Regions from separate parts of the Mus musculus genome. Here region 1 is linked to region 2. Evidence: chromatin loops called from intact Hi-C (ENCODE). Cell type or tissue: gastrocnemius. All regions are shown on one strand. Each heading gives the region's core, and the rest is flanking DNA. Links, peaks and the distances in the headings are about the cores only.

Evidence for each region. A loop is a pair of places that touch in the nucleus more often than their neighbours do. Peaks named below come from ENCODE experiments on the same cell type or tissue, not always from the same donor. Only the 100,000 strongest peaks of a DNase experiment are listed, where the experiment ranks them.
Region 1: it touches region 2 in a loop (2.4-fold over the local background); 1 of 42 quality-filtered maps calls a loop at or near these places.

Annotation. Positions count from the first base shown.
Region 1 is chrX:11,442,164-11,445,071 of GRCm38, reverse strand. No RefSeq gene overlaps it. Among named protein-coding and RNA genes, the nearest start is that of Gm34138, 6.4 kb to the right of the region's middle. In gastrocnemius, for the core only: a CTCF peak has its summit at 1,223; a DNase peak (open chromatin) is centred at 555; H3K27ac peaks cover 1,237 bases.
Region 2 is chrX:11,489,109-11,492,016 of GRCm38, reverse strand. All of the region lies in intron 5 of Gm39496 (a long non-coding RNA gene), which reads left to right. Among named protein-coding and RNA genes, the nearest start is that of Gm39496, 35 kb to the left of the region's middle. In gastrocnemius, for the core only: no CTCF peak of the experiment used is centred there; a DNase peak (open chromatin) is centred at 1,627.

The DNA.
Region 1 (2,908 bases), core at 102-2,601, 47 kb after region 2:
TGTTTATCAAATGCTTAATGATCCAACCTGTTGTCCAAGTTTCCATGAACAGAAGTGCATACACCTTCACTTGAGGGCTGCACTATGGCTACTGTCATTGTAAAACATCTGGCAGAAACGAGTCTCCATTTACCCAGGTGTATCTCTGCTAATAAGACAGTCCTCCCTGAAGCCTAGAACATGAGAAAGAGCTAGATCCATCTTCTAGTCTCCTAGAGAGGATCAGGTAGCCATGATGACCGCCTTCTCCAGGAGCAAGACATAGCTGGTCCTGGGGCTTACATGGTAGCAGTAACCTAGAGTGCTTACAACATCTGCAGAAGGAAGGCTCCCTCAGGGGCTCAGGGGCCAGGAAAATGCAAGTCCTGCTTAACTGTCGCCCAGCAACGCCACATGCAAACATTTGCTGACAGGAAGAGGAGAGTGGCTTTAAAGCTGCCTGACAGGGAGGTGACCGGGCAGCAGGAGAGGAAGAGGTAGACGGTGTGTAATTGCCAAGTCGGAAGGCTGGCCTGTGGCCAATGCACTGAATTTAACCACCCGTGTAACTGCCCTCCACATCCAAGGAGAATACCGCCTGCGGCCATGTTTCCAGGCCTGGTGCCCTGTCAGGCTAGGTTGACACAGTGAGGACATAGTAAGGTCAACTTTCAGCTTGGCTTCTCACTGAAGGACCCAACCAGTTCTGGCTTTCGGGTGCCTCCTGGACCTGGGCCATTCTTGCTTCATTTCCATAGCTGGTTGTCCCCAGACCTTTGCCAGCTCATGGCTCTAGAGCCAGCCTTGAGGGAAGAAGTGCCCTCCGCCCCACCCCCATGCTGTCTTTTGGCAATGGAAGGCTTAAGGTTAAGGTTATGGCAGAAAAAAAGAGGTTGTGGCTTCTGGGTCAGTTTAGAGCATCTAGAAAATTCTTCCCTTGGAAGTCTAAAGAGTCTCTTCTAAGCTCTTTCTCCCACAGCTGCCAGTCAACTGTAAATTAGCCCTGAAGCTTCTTCAAACACCCCCCCCCCCCCAGTGGCTCCACAGCAGGGGGAGGCAAGGTGAAGCTGTGGCCTGGAAGGCAGAAAGGCTGCTCTTCCCTGGCCTGTAGAAGGTCACTGGCCAGGGAGCTGTGAAATTTGCTGGCATTCTCAGAATTTCTAAGACACAATGATTCCCAAGAAAGCATATTCAAGCTTTTAAATGTATACTGCTGTTTAAGAAGCTCCGAGGACAGGCAGGAACAGTGGCAACTGTCTTTGGCTCCCCCAGTGGCCTGTCATTACCCACAGCTCCGGGAGCTGAAGGCTGCACTCCAGCAAGCTCCCTGTTTATCAAGGCATTAACACTGACATCTGCAGACAACTTCTGCTCAGGCCCGCCAGCGGGGAAGAACGATGGGTTCTCCACAAGGAATGGCTGCAGATAAAGCCACCAGGGTAGGTCTGTGGCTTCCCTACCAACACTGTTGTGTCCTTTGATAGTGTAATGTAAGCCAAGCAGTTCAGTCCCCGTGGTGACACATATGCTTCTGTATGTACACACCCGTGTGAGTGTGACTCTGTGTAAATATGACTTTGCTCGTGCATGTGCAAGCAGACACACAGGTACATGTGCGCAGGTGGGAAACGTCTGTTGGAGAAAATGATGCCTGGGATGGATTCTCTAAGGAATATTCTGTGAATGGAGACAATTCCTCTTTCTTCTCTCTCAAGCCAGTAGTATGTATGTACAAGCTGTGTGTGGCACGCAATAGCTCCATTCCCTCTTTCATTATCCTCCCCTTTCGTTCCCTTCAGGACCTTAAACAAAACTTCTGGCCCCTTCCCTAGGGTGAGTGTGAATTCTGCTAACTTGCAATATGCTCCTTGCAGTTATGTAAGCCGAGGTCTTCAGTCCTTTTCACATCAGGAAGCCCACCAGTTGTCTTTTTCTGAGGACCCAAGCCATCTGGGTTTGGAAAACTTTAACTCTGTTGCAAGTCCCCTTTTGTCCTTTGCCCCTGCTCCTCAGCACGGCCTTTAGTGAAATGAACTATCTTGAGTTCAGCAGAGCATTTTGGATCTGTTTTTCAAGTCACATCCCTTACTTCATCCCCTATAGGTATATACATCTGGTTCTCAACCTTCGTCCTTTCTCTCGGTACCTCCAAGATCCTGGAATCCACAGCTCTGGCCTCAGCCTGTGGTCACTTTCAGTTGCCTAAATGCTCCTTCATTTCTGTTGCCACCATTTCTGCCAGTGCTGAGAACCATCAGAGTCCGTTATCACCTGCTTCCATCCAGTTCCCAGAAGTACACCAGCCTATTTCTGTGCTAGCCCGCCCATACACTGACTCTCACTTTGACCCACCTGCCATGTCACCTAGGACGTTCTTGAGGACTTCAAAGAACAGTACCCCTACCCCAGCCTTCACGCCTACCAGCCTCTTGACCTTTTTTTTATTTAGTGGCAGTGATTCTGGGGAACAAAATCCAGGGCCTTAGGCACACTAGCCAAGCAATCTGTCACTGAGCTACATGCTCAACCTAACTTTTGACCTTTGATCCCTCCTGCATACAGCCTTTTGGAGAACTCTTCTGCTGTGTGCCTACTCTACCTCCAGGCCTTTGTCTCGTCATTTTCTCCCTGACTAATATTGATCTAAATGACTTAAGAAACTCAAAGACACAGTTTGTGGTTTTGGAAAAAAAAATGATGGTCATGATTCAAACAGAAGTATTATTGAGACTGAATGGGCTCAAGGCCTGGATTCTCAGTGAAGGGGCTTTCGTTCATGTGCCTGCTCAGTTGGTAGCTGTGCCTCATCTTCATCATTTTCTTTCAGAAACAAAACAAAGCATCTCTCCAGCTGGTGTGGTTTAAATGATGTCAGTCACATTTTTGAGGTTCTGGTGTGAGCCAGACCCAAACTGGACGATTCCAAGCA
Region 2 (2,908 bases), core at 319-2,818:
GAGTCTGTTTGTGTAGCAGTGGGGAGGGGGGAGGTGAGAGAGCTGGGGTGGGGTGTCCCACGTGAGGTCGCTCATCCGGGAGGCTTTGCTCATTAATGAAATCTCCAATGTGTTGGCTGGGAGAGTCCCCCCCCCCCCCCCCGGCTGACCCTGAACAGCTGATGGGGACATCGGAGAGTGTTGGGATGCCAAATGGTGACAGTTTGGATCTGCACCAACAGGAACAGGGTCTTTTCCACTCTGATTGCCTCCAGTTCAAATGAGATTGGGCTTATTTGATTCAGGTGGATCTGTGGAACAAAGAGAGAGAGAGAGAGAGAGAGAGAGAGAGAGAGAGAGAGAGAGAGAGAGAGAGAGAGAGAGAGAGAGAACCTTCTTCAGAGCTACACAGTGTGTGTGTGTGTGTGTGTGTGTGTGTGTGTGTGTGTGTGTGTTGGACCATCATCTGTGAATCCACAGTTATAGAATGTGCAGGGCTGCGTGGGTTTTTAAAGCTTTATTTGAATCCTGATGCTCTATAGACAGGCCAATTATTTCTCCCCTGGGGAATGCAGGCCCAGAGCCCGGTGCCCCACCCCTCCTGAGGGTGTGTGTGGAGCAGAGCTTTGTATGGTAAAGAGGGGTAGGGAGGAATGTAGCTTGCTGCACGTCGTGCTAAGGGGTGGGGGTGTCCCTTTCACAGTGGCTCGCTGAAGTTTAGAATAGGAATGTGTGGTTCTCCCATTTTCTGGGTGAGGGAGAACTAGGGAGGGCATTTCAAAAAAATAAGGTTTCCAAACACTGTTTCGCTGTCTCAAAGCCCCTTCGAGGTCAGGAGGCATACATACTTTGAAGGAAGAATTTGGAACAATCTGGCCCTCCCTTGCTCCCCCTGACTTTGTGTCATCTTTTGAGACCCTCACAAGAATGTGAGGAGGCTGCAAGTGGACTACAGTCGGAAGGGGGAAGCACTCTCCGTAAGGTGCACCTTAGGCTTGGATCTATTTCAAGTGAAAATTGGTGGCTTTCTCTATGTCACCAGCCCCAGAGACATATCAGTGTGTCCTAACCTGATCATTTCCAATAACACGTCAATCTAAGGTGGCCACATCCCAAACACACTGTCACTGGCCTTGAGGCAACCAGACTAGGAAGAGTGAGGGGGCAGGGTTGAAGGTTTGGAGGTGCTCCTTCTTCATGGTGGGGTGTGGTGGGGGTGGTTGTTCTCCAGTGCTTTCTGGAGTCCTAGTAAAGCCAGATAGCCTGTACCACTAGCAGTGCAGAGCCTTCATGTGGGAATGATGGGAAGGGAGGTGAGGGGGGCATTTGTTTCCTTTCTGCATGCTGTGAGTCTTAGGGCTTCAGGAAAATTCAGGCAAGCAAGTCCCCTACCCCATGCTGTTAGGATGCCTTTGCTGGCTCCAATTCACTGCTTTTCTTCCAGCCTCATTTTTCATTCATTCATCTGGGATTAATCACACCCTGTGACCAATACAGAAGGGGAAGAACAGGGCACTGTCCTTGCCTCCAAGGACATAGAGGAAATGGGGGGCAGATGCTAAGGGTAGTGAGTACCATTCACAAAGCTGCCTCTAAGTGGCCTGGTCAGCTGAGGGAAAGGCAGCTAGCTTCTCTGATGGGGAATGGGGATGCAAGTGAGTGGGGGAAGTGCATCAGAAGCCGACTTTGGCACTAGGCCTTGAAGAATAAGGATTTCACAGTGGAAAATGACATTCCAGGCGTTAAGCATGAAGGAACCGTTCTGCAATGAAGAAGGGAGAGCTGCTCTAATTATAACTGACACACTGATTTAAACATTTATTCACTCCAGCCACACAAATACACACGTGCACATGCACTCGCAGCACAAACAGCAGGGTGGGGGCATTCTGGGGACCCCACCTTGAGTTGCAGCTGCAGTCAGTGTAACAGAGAAGACCTTTTCTTGACTGAATATAACATCGAATGTGACACAGTTGTCTACTACACATGCCAATGACCTGTGGTCTGTGGCTGAGGACTGGTGGCAATGCCTCTTGCTTTGTCCAAAGCTGGGGCGGGGGTGGCCAGAATCCCAGGAACACTGGTTGGAAATTAACCAGAGGGGGAGCATAGGATTCACTACTGTGAGGTGAGCGCATGAGACTGGATGGACAGATTGCTCCAGACAGGGCCTTGGACTCCAGCAGGGCTCTGCATTAGAAGTTTGCTGCCAGTGGGTGTGGATGTCACCGGGTGAAAGCAACTCTTCTTTGCAATGCCAAGAAGGAGCTCAGCTGGGCATCTTTAGCAACTGCCACCAGCAGCTAGGAGATGGCAAGGGGACTTCAGAGGTGATGCAGATACTATGGTTGTTAAGAATCTGCTGCTTGGAGTCAAAGAGGTGGCTCAGTGATACAGAGTGCCTATTGCTTTTCAGGAGGGCCCAATTTTAATTCCAAGCATTGGATGGCTTACAACTGCCCGTAACACTAGCTCCAGGGGGTTCAATGTATGGAAACCAGCACACATCAACACACACACACACACACACACACACACACACACACACACACACACACACACAGAGAGAGAGAGAGAGAGAGAGAGAGAGAGAGAGAGAGAGAGAGAGTTTAAAAATAAATCTTTTTAAAAATGAATTATCCGTTTCAGGTCATGGTCTCTGGATGGAAAAGAGAGGACCCATAATGGGTTTCTAGGTTTCCCCAGATGGGACATGATGGCTCATGGCACTGCCTTGGGTCTGTGAAGCATCTCTGCTTCCCTTCAGTAATTTCCAATGACACACAGAAAAGTACCCACAGTATTAATTGTAACTCTGCGCTCGCTCTCTCTTTCTCTCTCCAAACCTAGAGACTTGTATGTATTAGCCAAGCCGAGCAACTCTACCAATGAGCTCTATCCTCAGACCTTGGGCTTTTGTTTTATT